Linked DNA regions of Homo sapiens: region 2 is linked to region 1. The links are chromatin loops, found by intact Hi-C in ENCODE. Cell type or tissue: GM12878. All regions are shown on one strand. Each heading gives the region's core, and the rest is flanking DNA. Links, peaks and the distances in the headings are about the cores only. Region 1 has its middle 67 kb from the start of LINC02399. Region 2 overlaps LOC105369890 (a long non-coding RNA gene).

The links. Hi-C counts contacts between places; a loop is a spot of excess contacts. Peaks named below come from ENCODE experiments on the same cell type or tissue, not always from the same donor. Only the 100,000 strongest peaks of a DNase experiment are listed, where the experiment ranks them.
Region 2: a loop joins it to region 1, with 2.2 times the contacts of the local background. A loop is called at or near these places in 1 of 110 quality-filtered maps.

Annotation. Positions count from the first base shown.
Region 1 is chr12:89,876,101-89,884,448 of GRCh38, reverse strand. No RefSeq gene overlaps it. Among named protein-coding and RNA genes, the nearest start is that of LINC02399, 67 kb to the left of the region's middle. RefSeq lists enhancers at 1-725, 3,561-3,630, 3,711-3,840. In GM12878, for the core only: no CTCF peak of the experiment used is centred there; DNase peaks (open chromatin) are centred at 1,556, 2,306, 2,507 and 3,548; H3K4me3 peaks cover 1,136 bases; H3K27ac peaks cover 4,813 bases.
Region 2 is chr12:90,060,518-90,068,865 of GRCh38, reverse strand. LOC105369890 (a long non-coding RNA gene) reads right to left here. Exons shown (of 13, transcript XR_001749246.2): 9 at 1,707-1,870; 10 at 24-77. Among named protein-coding and RNA genes, the nearest start is that of LINC02399, 120 kb to the right of the region's middle. In GM12878, for the core only: a CTCF peak has its summit at 5,764 (motif pointing right); a DNase peak (open chromatin) is centred at 3,488.

The DNA of each region.
Region 1 (8,348 bases), core at 175-8,174:
AAGCTTTGTTAACTCCTTCAATTTTATTCTTTGGGTGAAGAATTCTAAACACTTTCCAGAAAAGTATATTAAATGCCACTGGATGGAGGAAAAGAAAAGCTGAGTACATCCAATATGTTGGAGGACAAATAGTGGGAAATCAAAAGTTAGAAGATTAGCCTAGTTTTTCATAGAGACAATCCTTTAATCTTTCCCAGGAAATAAAAGGCTTCCAGTGAGGGGAAACAATGGACCTGAACAGCAGGAGTATTTGGGATGGGAGCCAGTGAGCAAGAGTCACTAACAGAGAGTGGTAATTTGGAATGAATTGCTGTTTTGTGTTGTGAAGCACCAGGACACAGCTGGTGTACTGGCTAACCTGAGGATTTGTAGTGACTGCATTGAAATGGTAATGAAGTTTTTATTTTATGATTGCAGATGTTTGTAGATTATTGTTATTAAGCTTATTAGAGTAACAGTACAAATATGAGATTTTTGTTTACTTGGTATCTTATTTATAAGAGCTTTGTTAAAGTCTTTTTAACCCAAGTCAAGAAAATAAAAGGCATGCAGTAACCAAAATGTGGTAAACCATCAGGCAATCCTTTGTGTGTGTGTGTGTGTGTGCGTGCGTGTGTGTGTGCGTGCGTGTGTGTGTATGTGTGTGTAGGGTTCTCCTACCTTTGAGGCAAATCTGAAAGTTTCCATGATTGTTGTGCCTTAAGTAATATTGTCAAGTGATCTGCTCAAAGGTAAAACACACAATCATTATATTAACAGTGTTTAATATCAGTGGTCTGGAGTTGGACTGCCTAGCCAACTATGCCATGTACAAACTGTGTAATGTTAGTTACTTGACTTCTTTATGTCTCAATTTCCTCCTGTGTAAAACTGGGGTTAAAAAAATGCTACCCCTTTCATAAAGTCATTCTGAAGATTCAATGAGATTATCTGAATAGAGCCTTGGCAATTAATGTTCACTCTTACCTAAAAGGGTCTTTAATGTGGAAGAAAGTTTACGCATTTTATTCAAAAGGCTTGACACAAAGAAATTCATTGCGAACTCTATTGTCTTGCAGACTGTTCTGCTTAATCAAGTAATCCGAAGTATACATACATGTTTTATGTGAATAACAAGTTTTAGAAGCAATGAAATAAATAATATTTAGTTGTTTTATTGTTAGGCATAGATGACCTCCTTTTAATAATTTAGAAACTGCTGAAGAACCTTGAAATCTCTCAAGAAATTGTCATCAGTGACTACCAAGTAGTATCATAAGATATACTGACAAAAGTGTTGGAGATTCCAGCTATAAAACTCCCAAATGATTTTGCTTTCATTATGGTTCTTTTCCTAGCTGGCCAGAAGGACACAATAAATACATAGGAAGAGAAATGAGCATTCACTGGGGAATTCAATTTGTAACTTGACAGAACAATTTCCTTAGGTTGAAAAATTCAAAATCCCCCAAAATAACCCATATGTAAAAATAAAGTCATTATCATTATACATTTCAAAATGAAAATAACTACTAGTTGGCCAATTAAAGTGAAACCTCTTTCATATTGACTACTCACCAGTTCCTTCCAGTGTTGTGATGCTGATGATTTAGTACCAATTTGAGAAACTAATGAAGAATCCTGTGATTCAATGAAATATATTTGGAGTCTACTCATAAATTTTCAATAAGTTGAAAACTACTAAAAATTTTCAAATAGGTATATATTTTCTGGAGTTTTCTAACAAAATTCAATAGAAATTGGTTCATAGTCAGTGGTTATAGAGTAATAGCTTAAGATATTTTAAGGGTTTATTTTAAGTACTATACTATAGAGTTTGTAAAATTATATGTTCACCTCAATGTATCCATAACCTATTTCATTAACCCAAGGTACCCACTTTGGGTTATGACTTCGGAAGTAATAAAAAAAAAACACATTGTGTAAATTATAAAGCACTAACTTGGAGTAGGGTGAATGTCAGGGAATTGGGAAGCCAATCAATTTAAATATCTCTAAATTCAAAAATGATTCACTTCAGAAAAGTTCCATTCTCTAGTAGGTATTTTTCCCAAGTGGAATTTGTAGATTTAAAAATGATGTAAGCCTGGAGCTGCCAAGGATCAACACATAAGGAAAGATTGTGTGAGAATGAAACTAACTCAGAGGAAAGCTGAGCCCAAGAGACTGAGGGAGACAGGCCCTGGTGACATCATTTGAGGCCTCAGAATTCAACCATGCCTGGGCTTCTTAGTTCTATGAGCCACTAAGCTCTCTTTATGGCCTTTGCCTGTCAGAGCTGGATTTCTGTTACTTAAAAACAGACAGAACCCTGACTTATACAGAGACTGTGGTCAGAAATTTTGAGGAAATGCTTCAAACTTTATCTCTCTTGCAAATTCTTATTGTGCACTAACTTATTAAAAGATCTGGGAAAATCCACTGGAAGGAAACTTGTTTATCTTTGTTGACCACTGTTTTCAGTCTTGGTTGATGATGGAACCTCCTTTCACCCAACACCTATGAACATATTTGGGAGTGGGATACTCATCTAGGGCATGGTGGAAAAAGAATTGTCAAAAAATATGTGCTGATCACTCTTGTTTGACTCCAGCAGCATTCCAGAAGAAGAAAGCCATTAAGTGAAGTAGTCTCCTATTTATCAGATGAGCAAGTCTAAATGAGTAGGGAGCTGAGGTTCATCCTCCTTTGCATCCTATATCCCCACTGCACAAGGGCAGGATGGTGGACATCTACCATCTCTTTAAATGGCAAATTCTAAGGTGCTTACGATAACTTGCCGGTCCTTCCCTCTGCCATGTTCTAATATGTCAGTGGTTTTTCCTGACTTCATTTCTCTCTTAGTCTGTTGGTGCTGCCATAACAAAATGTCTGATATTGGGTAATCTATAAGGAACATAATTTTTTTTCATGGACCCACAGCCTGGAAAGTCTAAAATCAAGGCACTGACAGGTTCAGTGTCTGGTGAGGGCCTGGTCTCTGCTTCCAAAATGGCACTTTGAACCCTGTTCTCACGTGGCAGAGCCCTCATGACCTAATCACCTACTAATGGCCTCACCCCTTAAGATTGTTGCATTGGAGATTAACTTTCAAACTGAATTTTGGAGGTGACACAAATACTCAAACTATAGCATGCTGCCCCTCATCCCCCAAAATTCATGTTATTCTCACATAAAAAATAAATTCATTCTATCCTAATAGCCCCAAAAGTCTTAACTCATTCCAGCATAAACTTTAAGTCTAAGTCTAACATCTAATCTAAATATCACCTAAATCATATATAGGTGAGATTCAAGGTATGACTCATCCTGAGATAAATTGTTCTCAAGCTGTGAACCTATGAAATCAAACAAGTTCTATGATTCCAAAATATAATGGTAGGACAGGTACAAAACAGATATTATTTCCATCTCTGAAGGGAGAAGTAAGAAAGAAGAAACGGGTAATAGGTCCCAAGTAAGTCTAACACCCAACAGGCAAATAACATTAAATCTTGAGGCCTGAAAACAACCTTCTTTGACCACATCCTGTGAGGCTTGTGTCCCCAAGACTCTAGGGGACTCCACCCCCATGGCTCTTCCGAGTGCAGCCTATGCAATAGCTCGCATATGTTTGAGTCAAATGCCTTCAGCTCTGCCAGGCTGAAACAGCATTCTGGAGGCTCTACCGTTTTAAGATCTCAGAGATCTTCAACAATAAGATTCCCCACTCCCATGACTCTGCTGGTCATGTTCCTAGCAGGACATCCTGTGAGGATTTGTCCCCAAGACTCTAGGGAACTCCACCCCCATGGCTCTTCTGAGTACAGCCAGAGTATCCCACTCCCAAATACGTTCATAGGTGTTGGGTGACAGGAGACCTCATCATCAACCAAGATTGAAAACTGTGGTCAACAAAGATAAACAAGTTTCCTTACAGTGGATTTTCCCAAATCTTTTAATAAGTTAGTGCACAATAAGAATCTGCAAAAGACAGATTCTAGTTTGTGCTACAGATAAATAGTTTGAAGGATTTCCCCAAAATTTCTGACCACATAAACAAATGATATAAAATTTACATAGTAATCTGATTTTTAAAGGAAGGGATTCTTTAATAATTTCTTATTTATTTTCGTTCTGAGAGTAAAAATCAGCATACTCATCACTTATATAATATAAATTTGAGAAGAGCTCTTCATGAATTCCCCATTCAATTATTTTATCTTTAAATAAAAGGTGAATCGTGTTAAGCATTTTAATCAACTCTTTGGAAAGCCATCATAAATACATTTCTCCGTTTATGAGTAACATGGAAAATAAGCGCTGACACAAGATAATCCTAAAGATTACTGCTATTCAATAGCCTTGTGTACTTCACTCTTTGGGTGTTTAATAAATACTTGCTGCTTGATTAACTTTAAGGAATAGAAAGATTCTCTCACTAGTGTGAACAAAAGAAGTGATTGTCACACACCCTGTGTTCTGCTTTTATTCCCTTTCATTTTTTTTTCTTATGTCTGCTAGAATAAGAAATAAAAAAAATAGAGAAGTTCATGTTTGGAAAAATATGAGTACTTAACATGGATATGAATAAATTATTACCAAACTGCATGTAGCATGAGTATATAACATTGAGTCAAAATTAATGTAACAGAACTTAAAACTGGTCAAAAATTCACTGTATCTCCTAGAATTTGGAGAATCGGTCAAATTTTACTAATATTTTGAACATGTAACCATATTTGAGTAATATTGCTTTCATTAGAAATTTTCTCTTTAACCTAAAATGCATGCTAAGTTTTTTCTGAACCCTTAAGCATGCTTCTATTATCTACAAGATAATTTTTACCCCACTTAATTCAGTCAATGGGTATTTATTAAATACCCCCTATCTGCCAGGTACTGTGTCTGCAATGAAAAAAACACACATGTCCCAGCCCTTATAAAACTTGTATACTGGTAAACAGTCTCAGATTGTATAATATAAACCATTGGCAAAATGGAGTTCTGCTTTCAGAAAAAAGTGTACTTTATAGCAAACTTGGCTAAAACACAAATATTCCAGTAAATAGGGCATAACTGCCTGTGCTGTTTTAGAGACACAATTCTGAAACCAAACACTGACTTTGAGTGAAGTAGAGCTTAGTTCAAATTCGGCTCTGCTCCTTTTTGGATTCATGACTCTATCTATAAAATCAGATTAATAACCCTAAATTCACAGGCATAATGTGAAAATTACATGGAATTTGTACAAGGAAGATTAAGTAGTAAGCCCCCCAAAAGTGACAGCTCTTGATACTGCTACTACTTCTGCTTATATCTTACTTTGTAAATCAGAAGTTTGAATTGAAACCAGAAAAACCTCAATGCTTGTAGAGGGCATGTCCTGGTACATTTACATATATCCGGAATTTTTTATTTAAATATCCTTGTTCATAAAGCCTTTCTAATTACAAAAGCCACTGTTTTTCCTTTTAACACTCTTTTATAGTCTTAGAATAGTGCAGTACTTTTCAAACTTAACAACTTCTGGACCTTAAATTGAAGAGTACTGCACTGTATATATTTGAACCAATGACTTTCAGTAAGTGTGAGTGTGTGTGTAAGTGTGTGAGGGTGGAAGACACTTCAGTGCTTCCTTCCCAGGATTATTAATGTGAATTAACTATTAACTGATCAGTAATAAAGATGATGCAGTGAGAGAGAGTCAAGTTGAAACTGGACTGACTTCCAAGGTTATATCCTAATATCAGTAATTGCTTTGTAACTCTTAGGAAAATCCCTAATTTGACTTATTTTCATTCACTTTAAAAACCATAATCAATTATAAGTTATATTTCAATCCATTCCAGTTGAGTTTTCTTTTCTTTTCTTTTTCTGAGACAGAGTCTTGCTCTGTCGCGTAGGCTGGAGTGCAGTGGTGCGATCTCTACTCACTGCAACCTCCGCCTCCCGGGTTCTCGAACTCCTGACCTCAAGTGATCTGCCTGCCTCTGCTTCCCTAAGTGCTGCAGTTGAGTTTTCTTACCACTTCTAAGTAACACACATAGAAACTTGCTTCTCCTTCACCAAATGTTTGAAGAGGACATTTAGAAACTGTTACTCCTTGATAGCAGTAGAAGGATCACTTCAAATTAGAGTTGGAGAGAGTCTGATTTACAGAATGACAGTCTTAAAGCATTTAAAATGAAGATTATTTGGCAATTACCTAGGAAAGATTAAATATGTAGTAATAGTTTTATTAGTGTTTGCATTACAGGATTTACTGCTGTTTGTGTATTTGGTCACATGTTCCTTTTTTCCAATCAAATATTTGTGTTTTAATATGACAAAAAGTGATCAATTATAAATTTGATTAAAATAAAATTTCTAAAATGAATTCTAACATTTCCTTCCTATGAATAAGTACTTGTTAAATCTTTAAAATCACATATAAAGACCTATTTCCAAACAATAGGATTTCTTTTTCCATTACATATGATGATACGCCTGGCCAGAGCAGCCACATGTCATTGTTTATTCATTTATGCGAGATTTACATTTCATAGATGTCCATGAGCCCTTTTATCCTTAAATAAACAGTTTTATAAAAAGATGTATTACTTGTAAGTCTATATCATGAAAAGAACTTTTTCCTTTTTTGATCTGGCCTCCTCCTACCCTCACTTCCGTCATTTAAAAAAAAAATTTAAAAAGAAAGGGTCAGAGGAAATAGCTGGGGTTGGAAGGAGCCTAAAAGAATAAAAAAGCAGTTTATCCAGCAGCTGGTGGTTGCTTATTTGACATAGAAGTGACCAGACTCTTTCTAGATGTTTTCCTCCCATACACGATCTATAAACTTATAAAAAACTTAGAATATATAACACTTATTATAGATAACACTTATAATAATAAATATAAGTACATGCTTTATATGTGACAGATATGATTACTGTCTATGAGGATCTCTCAGTGTTTTGCAGGTCTTTATTTTTTAAATAAATAATCTTTAAAAACATTCCTGCAAAAAGAGCATAAGTCAGATATCTCAATTTTTAAAGGCTAGCGTAAAAAGTAAACATGAAGAGGCTAAGTTAAGGAAAATGCTCATGAAGATTCAGCTCTGGCATAGAATGCTGGTGTGAGTGTGTGTGTGTCCATGTGCACATGCACGCACACGAATGTGTCTCCATTTCTGCCTTTGCTTCTCTATATCTTAGGGTTTTTCTGTTTCTATGTTTCTCTAACTGGATCTCCTCTCTTACTTGCTTTATCAATCAATCTTTGGCAAAGCTGATTTTCCTTTATCTTGTCTGGAACATATTAATTGTCCTATTACAGTTTATCTTATACAAGCCGTAAGTTTCAACCCTTGCCCTAAATCTTGGTGTCTGCTCCACTAAAATATGGCAAATGTGGATGAATACATGTGAAACAACACATTCGAGGATGCAAAATGCCCTGATACATGTGGAGAAGGGAGTTGGGGAAGCAATGCCTGATGAATAGGAGAGAGGGGTTGCAGATATGTGGTGGGTATTTTTATATGGAGAACGTGATCATAATCCTATAACTTCTACCATGACCAAGGTAAAGGTATGGTACTGCCCCCTTAACTCCTACACAGTCAACAAACCCCTCCTGGGCATAGATGGGAGGCAAAAACAAATGAGGCCATGCTCTACCCTCTTGAATTTACAATTTTTTAAATGTAAACATGCCCAATTGTAAAGTGAAATATGTTACAGTGAAGCACATGGTTTTTTTTTAAGAAGCTCTGGGAGTATGAAGGAAAGGCTGGTCATATTCATTCATATATGTAATTTATCTTCCCCCCCTTTAGGCTGCCTTAAAGTTCAGTTAAATCTGATATCATCTTTACAAAATTTCAGGCAAGGAAAGGCAACAAGGAAGATCATAAAATATAATTTGTGCTGAATTATTTTTATATCCTCAACTCTGACCCCCAACACCACCATTTGAAGGCTTCTTGTCCTGTTACTTAAGGACAATCTTAGGCTTGCTCCCCACGCCCCAAAACTCTCATTAGTAATTGTAATGGTAGACTGAGCCAAAAGTGTCATAGTTACATCCTTCTCAACAAACACCCTAACAAGTCTTTTTGCCTCTGAATAACAGCAACAAAGACAAACCCCAGCTACCTAGGTCTGTGGGTTGGTAGTTCCCATCTTCAAGTCATTATTTAATTGAAAATGTATTTTTGATTTGTTAGAAAGAAAAATAACTGGCAAAGTTTATCAGGAATATATTAGCATAAAATGTCAATTCTTAATTTGTAAGTAATAATGTGGAAAATGGCAGATCATTAATTCCTGATTTGGTCAGTAATCAAAAGCTAGGAGACATTCTGAAATGCCTACTAGTGGATC
Region 2 (8,348 bases), core at 39-8,038, 180 kb before region 1:
GGATCAGGAGTGAAATGCCATACCTCTGCCCACATTCTCTCATCTTGACAAGTGCATCTGAGAAATAGTCTATATGCCTAGGAAGAAAAGAGGACTCGTTTTAGTGAACATATAGCAGTCTCTGCAATTATCTACCCTTTGTCATCAAGTGAGTATTTCACTCTTTATTTCAAACATTAACTGCCTCCCCAGAGAAGACAACCTAGCAATTCATCCAATCATTTTAATCAGCTCAAAGTTCAAGATCCCTGGCCCAGATGCAGTATCTTCCCTTAGGTCTGAGAGAGGTTTTTATGGACCAGCAATTTATATTCTAAAAAAAAATCTCCGAATGATGGAACAGGGAAAGGATAGTTGCAATAAAAATTCACATTTGGGGCCAGACGCGGCGGCTCACGCCTGTAATCCTAGCACTTTGGGAGGCCGAGGCGGGCGGATCACAAGATCAGGAGATCGAGACCAACCTGGCTAACATGGTGAATCCCTGTCTCTACTAAAAATACAAAAAATTAGCTGGGCATGGTGGCGGGTGCCTGTAGTCCCAGCTACTCGGGAAGCTGAGGCAGGGAGAATGGTGTGAACCCGGGAGGCGGAGGTTGCAGTGAGCAGAGATCCTGCCACTGCACTCCAGCCTGGACAACAGAGGAAGACTCCCTCTCAAAAAAAAAAAAAAATTATATTTGAAAAAGGAAAGAGTGAAAAACATACAGCAGTCACCAGTTCCTAGCAATTCTGAAATTCTGCTGGGTGGGCAGGAAAGCCCTTTGCCCTGGAGTAAGGAAACATCCTAGATTAGACTGATTTTATTCTCTGAGAAGAACTCTCTTGTCCATTGTTTTACACTGGCCCTAGATCCACTGTCTCTGGAATATTCTTCCTTGTCCATTATCCTCCACGGCTACATATAAGATAGGCTTTTGGGAATATGCCTTCTTTGACAATGTTAGCCTTTGTAGGAACTTCCTGCTAGGGCAAACATTGAACCCATAGTTTGTATTCAGGTTTGAAAAAATCAAAGTCTTTTATTTTTTACTTTAATCTCAAGAATTTTTAGCAGCACAATTCACATAAAAACTTAGTAAGCTTCTGATCTATTTGCTTTCAGTCCCTTCCAAATAGTAGTAGCCTAACAATTCTTTCCTCCATATAAGTCTACAGCCTACATATTTCTTCGCATCTGTGTATTTCTTTGTTATCTCACTTTCTTGTTATTCTCTTTCATACATTAATGGCAGGTATCTTTAGCTTATCTGAAACAAAAATTTCTCTAAGTGGAATGTTAGCATAAGGCTGAGGCTTTTCTTTGAATGAAAAGCCTTATTGGACCTCTGATGCCCAAACTCTTTCTCAGTTTTCTCTCTCACTATTTGAGATATGAAAGCACTCAACTTTGCTAACCCTCATAAGACCTCTGGTTTCTTCCCATTTCCTTCTAACTTTGCTTTAATATCAGCCTATTCTTGCCTAATCTCATTTCTTTCATGTACCACTTAGGGCAGCTAATAGTGGCCAACATACACTCTCACTTTGACCCTTTTCAACAATTTCCTCTAGCAACAAAGTCAAGGTCCTTCAAGGTCTGGCTCCAACACCCTTTTCTGTGTCACTCTACTCCATTATTTATCATGTCCATCAATCCTGTCTATGATCCAGACCTCTGAGCTGTTCCCTGCTTCCCAGACATCCCATGTCCTTTCACATCACACCTTTGGCTTTGCTGATCTCTGGTGATTAAAAATTCTGACATAAGTTTAAGGTTCTGCTTAAATATATCTTCTCTGAAGTTGTCCACAGCCATGTCTCATCCAATAACTTCAGTCAAAATGAGTTTCTTCATCCTCTGCTGTCCCAAAACAATTTGATTTTAATCCTAGTAGAATATAGAATAACATTATTGTTATAGTTTATAAAATTATTTTTGTCCCTCAACTTAACTCTTTACCATGAGTTACTAAAAAAGAAGCATTTGAGGTTACATAATTTTGTGTCCATGGTATATAATATTGATAGCGGGAGCTCAGTTAATGTTTGTTAAAATTAAATAGATGCATAAAAAGTTAACAGTATTCTAGTCAATTGAATAATTCTGCCCACCCACATATCCTCAATCACCATGACCAAATCAAGTATGCAACAATCTACCCTGATGATTAATTAGGCCAAAATAACCGAGCCAGGATAGGACAATCAGATCATTTTGCAATGAGAGAACCATTCTAATTTTTTTCAGAGTATTAAAAGAGAGAAGTTCCTAACAATGCACAGATGGCCTAAAAAAGCTAATGCACTCCATCTCCAAAGAGCAGACACTTTATTTTCTTGTTGCCACCAAGACAAGACTCATTATCTAATTTTGTGCATCTGTCTTAAAGTTATTTTATAAGTACAGACCGTTACTTTAAAAGGACAATTTTTGGTAACTGTTTAGAACTACTTCATCTAAATGCATGTAATCATGAAAATGTAATGCATTTTCAATGCACAAAATCATTGAGAAATGCAGAGAGGCATAGAAAAATGGATATCTTTAGATGACTCTCATTGATACTGCTTTGGATTCCTGTTCATAACACAAAGTTCTTGAAGAACAAGGAATCTCATTTTGTGATTGTTACAGATATGTATGTAACATATTCCATTATGTATCTTTTATTTTCCACTCATATTTATTTTGATAATATCTTGAATTTTAATAATTTCACATGTGATTTCTGGTTGTGTTTTTCTATTTTTTCTTAGACCAATAGCTTTTCAGAGCTAGAAGAAACCTAAAAATCCTGCAGCCCCATCCCTTTATTTTGTGGAAACTCTAAAAGGTCAAGTAACTTGCCCAAAATTGAGTAATAAGAAAACAGTAAGATTAACAACCAGGTTTCCTGAATCCACTAAAAATGGAAGTGGCATGATAAAACTAACATTTACCAAAGACATGTTAGTATTTGTCTGTTCTACTTTCAGTTCAGTTCAATTAAATAATTTTTTCCATTTATAAGTCATTGGGGAGAAAATATAATACTGCTTTACTAAATTGGCTAAGGACTATGTACAATATATGTTTACCATAATTCTACCAAAGTATCTGTGACTTTTAAAATTCCTGTTCTTAGTCAGACTAGAGATTTAGTTCATATTTCAATACTATTTGCTTACACATACACACACACACATATTTAGTAGCCCAGGTTAATTGGCAGATGCTTCCTTAACTAATGTTCATGACTAACCAACAATCTGTCTGAATGCTTCAGATGCAGCAGTCACTTTTTTCTTGGTGATTTAATCACTTCCTTCCATTTAATTACTTTGAGGATTAACTGTGGGCAAATGTATTCCAATAATAGGCCAATCTACAAAGAGCAGGAAGCTTTCCTTATGGTCCCAAGGGAAATTTAGCACTTCCGATTGTAACTGCGTTACAGCTCTCATGTTTCTTTTAGCCCTTAAGCCATGTGTGTCACCTTGCCTGTTTGAGTGTAAAAAAAAATGTCACAGGTTGCACTGTTTACATGCTAGCATTTGTACACAATTTCTGGCAGAATAAAGATGGCTTTTCTTAATCTGGGCCATACAGGAAGCTATTTCTTTCCAAATCAAGTCATTAATGCTTAAACAAGCAAACACTACAGCCAAGACAAAAATCAATTTGCAAAAAGGGGAGGCTTTTTTCCAAACTCTCCAGCAGTCGCTGGGGAAGATGCTTTTACAATCTAGTGCTTTAGAGTATTACAGTATTAGGTTAGGTCAATCCTATTTTTCTAGTTGGATTTATTTTGAGAGTCAAGGTGATGAGTAGTTTTGAATACTATCAGCAGTGTATCTATCAGCAATGTTTTCACTACCAGAAGAAATAGTTCTTATTCTAAATAACAAGCATAGAAATCTGTCCAGTGACCTTCATTTGACCTCTTGGCCACATGTGTCTGGGTATCTTCCAATGGTTGAATGCTCTATGAGGGTGGTTTCCAAACTTTGCTGCAAATTAGAATTACCCGGGGAGCTTTTTAAAATCCCAGTGTCCGGGTTGCACCCATCCCAATTAAATCAGAATATCTGAAGGGTGGGAGCCAGCATTATTAGTTAATAATCCCTTGAGGATTCCAATATGCAGAAAAAGTTGAGAGCCAATGACTGTGACATTTCTGGCTCATGTTGCTTTCCGGTAGATAGATTCCCAGACTGAAAGATAAAAAGGAATTTTTTTCTCTGTTCTGATTTCCAGATTTGTAAAATCAAGAAATATTAAAGATACAGGTATTTATTTGGGAGATACGTTTATTAAAATAGAGGAAAACATTTACATCAATAGTCATGAAACAGTTTATATTATTTGACCTACCTATTTTAATTCAGAAATTTGTTTGAAAAAGATAATCAAAGATGCATGTCCATAGCAATGTTAAATTTTAAAATATTTAAAGAAATTGTCCTATTAATATGTCATAATTTAATGAATTACAAAATGGCTGTGTGAAGAACTATATTTTTATTAAATGTGTTTCATTACACAGAAAAGCCCTCTAAATATAATGTTAAGTACAAAAACATAACATGTATTTGCATATATCATATATATGGACATATACACCTACACATATACATCCATTTATATATCCTATCTATATATCATATATAAATTACATTTGAAATTATCTGCATGGACAAATATATATAAATGCCTAAATGCAAAAGGACACATCTGGAAGGTCACACTTTAAGTAAGGAAAAGGGTTTATTCTATACAGAGTAGTGGGGCTGGGCAAAGTGAAGAGAGAGTTTTTCTTTGTATTACATATACTTCTTTATTGTTTGCATTGTTACAATATTAGCATGAGATTATTAAAATTTAAAATAAACAGAATTAAAACAAACCGGAGAAGTAAACACACTTTAATACAGAGAAAAAGACTCAGCAAAATGTAAATATAAACGGTACCTCTGATTTATCAGACAGAAACATTTGTTCTCATGATTTTACTAAGCATCTATTATTTTATAATGTGTGAAGTAAAAAATATTGACCCTAAAAATAGATTACTGGATAAATAGATCCTCATGTTTGAAAGGATAAATTCACATTTCAAAGGGGCCCCTGCCTCACTAGCCAGGCCACAAACAATTTTGTTTCTCATTCAGGTTTTTCCGCTAAGGAGTATAAAAGCACATTAGAAAACATTATTCAAATCTTGATAATCCAATCATCATCTTTAGTCTATTTCAAAGGTGCCTTTTCCAGGGCCGTTAGCCTGTATACTTCACAATTCTAAAAAAGGAAGAAAAGTTCACAGTGAAAAGACATCTGAACATTTCATTCTAATATTCCCACAGTTGAAGCATAAAGATTCTTCACATGGGAAAATCAGAACTAAGATAAGTGCCTACCAAATAAGTGAAGTATAAATTACACCGAAATTGTGCTTATTATCAAGAATACTTGATATCTATCAATACTTGAACTTCTATCAAGAATACTTGATTTTGAGGATTTTCAAAAAGGTTTGGTTTAAAGAGGTAAAGGTCCTTTTATTTGCGTGTTAAAATTTACTTAAAATTTGAACATACACTCTCTTGATATAATAATGACTACTCTAATAAACAGTTCAGAAAGTTTTAGTGGTTTAACATGATAGAAATATGTCCTTGTTCATACAATATTTCAACGCAGGTGTTAGAAGGATAGCCTTCCAGGGAGTGATTCAGGTTCCCAGGCTCCTCCCATCCCATAGCCACACCATCTTCTGGGGCCTGGGAATCTTTTACTTCCAGCCAATAGATGGCGAAAGAGAAGGTGGAGAAGGTTCACTGATGAACAGGGGAAACACGTCACCTCGGCTCATATTCTTCAATGGACATACAGTTGCATGTTTGTGTTCCCCTCCCCTAAACTTGTATGTTGAAATTCGAACCCTGAATATGAGAATATCAGGAGACAGGACCTTTGGGAAGTGATTATGTCATGAGGGTGGCACTCTCATAAATGCAATTAGTCACTTTATGAAAGAGATCTCAGAGAAATCTCTCACCCTTTCCACTGTGTTAGGACATGGCTCTTTATGAACCAAGAAGTGAGCCTTCACCAGCCATGGAAACTGCCAGTCCCTTGATCCTGGATTTCCCAGCCTCCAGAACTGTGAATAATACATTTCTGTTTGGGTTTTTTGTTGTTACTGTTTTGTTTGTTTTTTTTGTTTTTTGTTTTTTTGAGACAGAGTATCACTCTTTTGCCCAGGCTGGAGTGCAGTGGCATGATCTCAGCTCATTGCAACCTCTGCCTTCTGGGTTCAAGCGATTCTCGTGCCTCAGCCTCCCAAGGAGCTAGGATTACAGGTGCACACCACCATGCCTGGCTAATTTATTAGTAGAGACAGGGTTTCACCATGTTGGCCAAGCTGGTCTTGAACTCCTGACCTCAAGTGATCCGTCCGCCTTGGCATTGCAAAGTGTTGGGATTACAGGTGTGAGCCACTGCGCCCAGCCCACTTAACTAATATTTTGCAACCAATAATATGTGGCTATCAGACAAGTCATTTATTTGGTTTCCAAAGTTCTTCAATCACAATTATATATTACTTTACAGAATTGCTATCTTCGTAATGGTCACTCAACTTCCCTGTATTTTAATAAAGATAACATTTACATTTAAGATTCTTCTCCATTATAATAATCTCATTGTTCACTCCATACCTGTAGAAATAGGTTTTATAACTTCTTTCCTACCCTTGTACTTCCCGTAAAGCAGTCAAACACTGCCTGTCGCAAAGTCCCAGTAAACACAAATGCCACCAGGGACTATTGCTGGGCAAGAGAGTAGAAATGGATCTGGTCAGACCTATCACTGCTACTGGAAAAGCATATGCCCTCCTGAGGGTGAGTCACACATTAATACCAGTCTATTTTTATGTCTTTAACTTTTATAGCCAAGATGAATCTGGTTTACTTTATTATAATAATTTGAACCCTGTTGTTTAAGTGCATTACCATTCACTGTTGTTGAGATAGAAGTCCTTTGGTGGTATAGAAATATCTAAAAATATTGCCTTTGAATGGAGACCAAAATAAATATAAAATAGTTTTCTATTTCTGTAAGCCATAAAACTGCTCTCTATTATCATACCCTATTTCGTACCAGTGGCTAAGAAAATACAATACTTAGATGTTTCTTTGATCTACATTTGGCTTATGTCTTTTTGCCAGAGCTGCAGGCATTTCTCGATTGTGTTTAAGAGAGAAAGAGAGAGAGAGAGAACCCGTGATCTGTGAACATACTCTTAAGTGATACAATCAAAGCTCTGGTGCTGCTTTATTTAAGTTTACCACAGAACTCAGTAAGATATATGATGCCTCTATTATTTAGCCCCTATCCAAAGCCACGTTATGGCCATCATTTCCTAAAATATTCTTAAAAATTCATTGTCATTAACAGATATGTAATAATCACTTATGTAAGGCACTATGTTAGGTAACAAGGTAGCAATTGGATGTGGGAAGGCCCCAGTCAAAGAAAAGTAAAAGCTGCAGCATTTTAACAACCCAAATTTTAGGGTTAATTGCCAACGTGTAATCTAAACATTGCCCTGTTATTAACATAAGCTGCAGCTTCATAGAAACTTAATTCTCCAGGCACAAATCCATTATTCTATCTACTGCCTCCTTATCACCTGCCACCAATATTGGTCTCCTTGATGGCATAGTTTTAGTGTTTTGCACTGAAATTATCCCTAACTTGAGCCATCTAAACAAGTCTTACAACTTTCCTCTCAGTCTTACAACTTTCCTCATTGTTGTTTCAAATCTTATATAACTTAATCAATTCCATCTTATTGAAGCTGCTATAGACATTCTTCCTTCTATGCGGTTTCCTCACTACAGAATATACCATGTGAAGTTTTAGACTGACTAAATTCTTTTAATGTAAAGAGACCGTTGGCGAGTACGGTGGCTTACGCCTGTAATCCCAGCATTTTGGGAGGCCAAGCCAGGCAGATCACTTGAGCTCAGGAGTTTGAGACCAGCCTGGCCAACATGGTGAAACTCCATCTCTACTAAAAATACAAAAATTAGCCAGGCATGGTGGTGCATGCCTGTAGTCCCAGCTACTCGGAGGCTGAGACACAAGAATTGCTTGAACCCAGGAGGCAGAGGTTGCAGTGAGCCAAGATAGCACTACTGTGCTCCAGCCTGGGCAACAGAGTGAGACTCTGTCTCAAAAAAAAAAAAAAAACACTCATCTTTTCTGATATATTTATAGGGACTGCCATGAAACTGCTATACAAGTCTCTATTATTATCAATGGTAGAGTATTATCTGCTCACAATAATACTAATAAATAATTTTAGAAAATCAGTTCTATT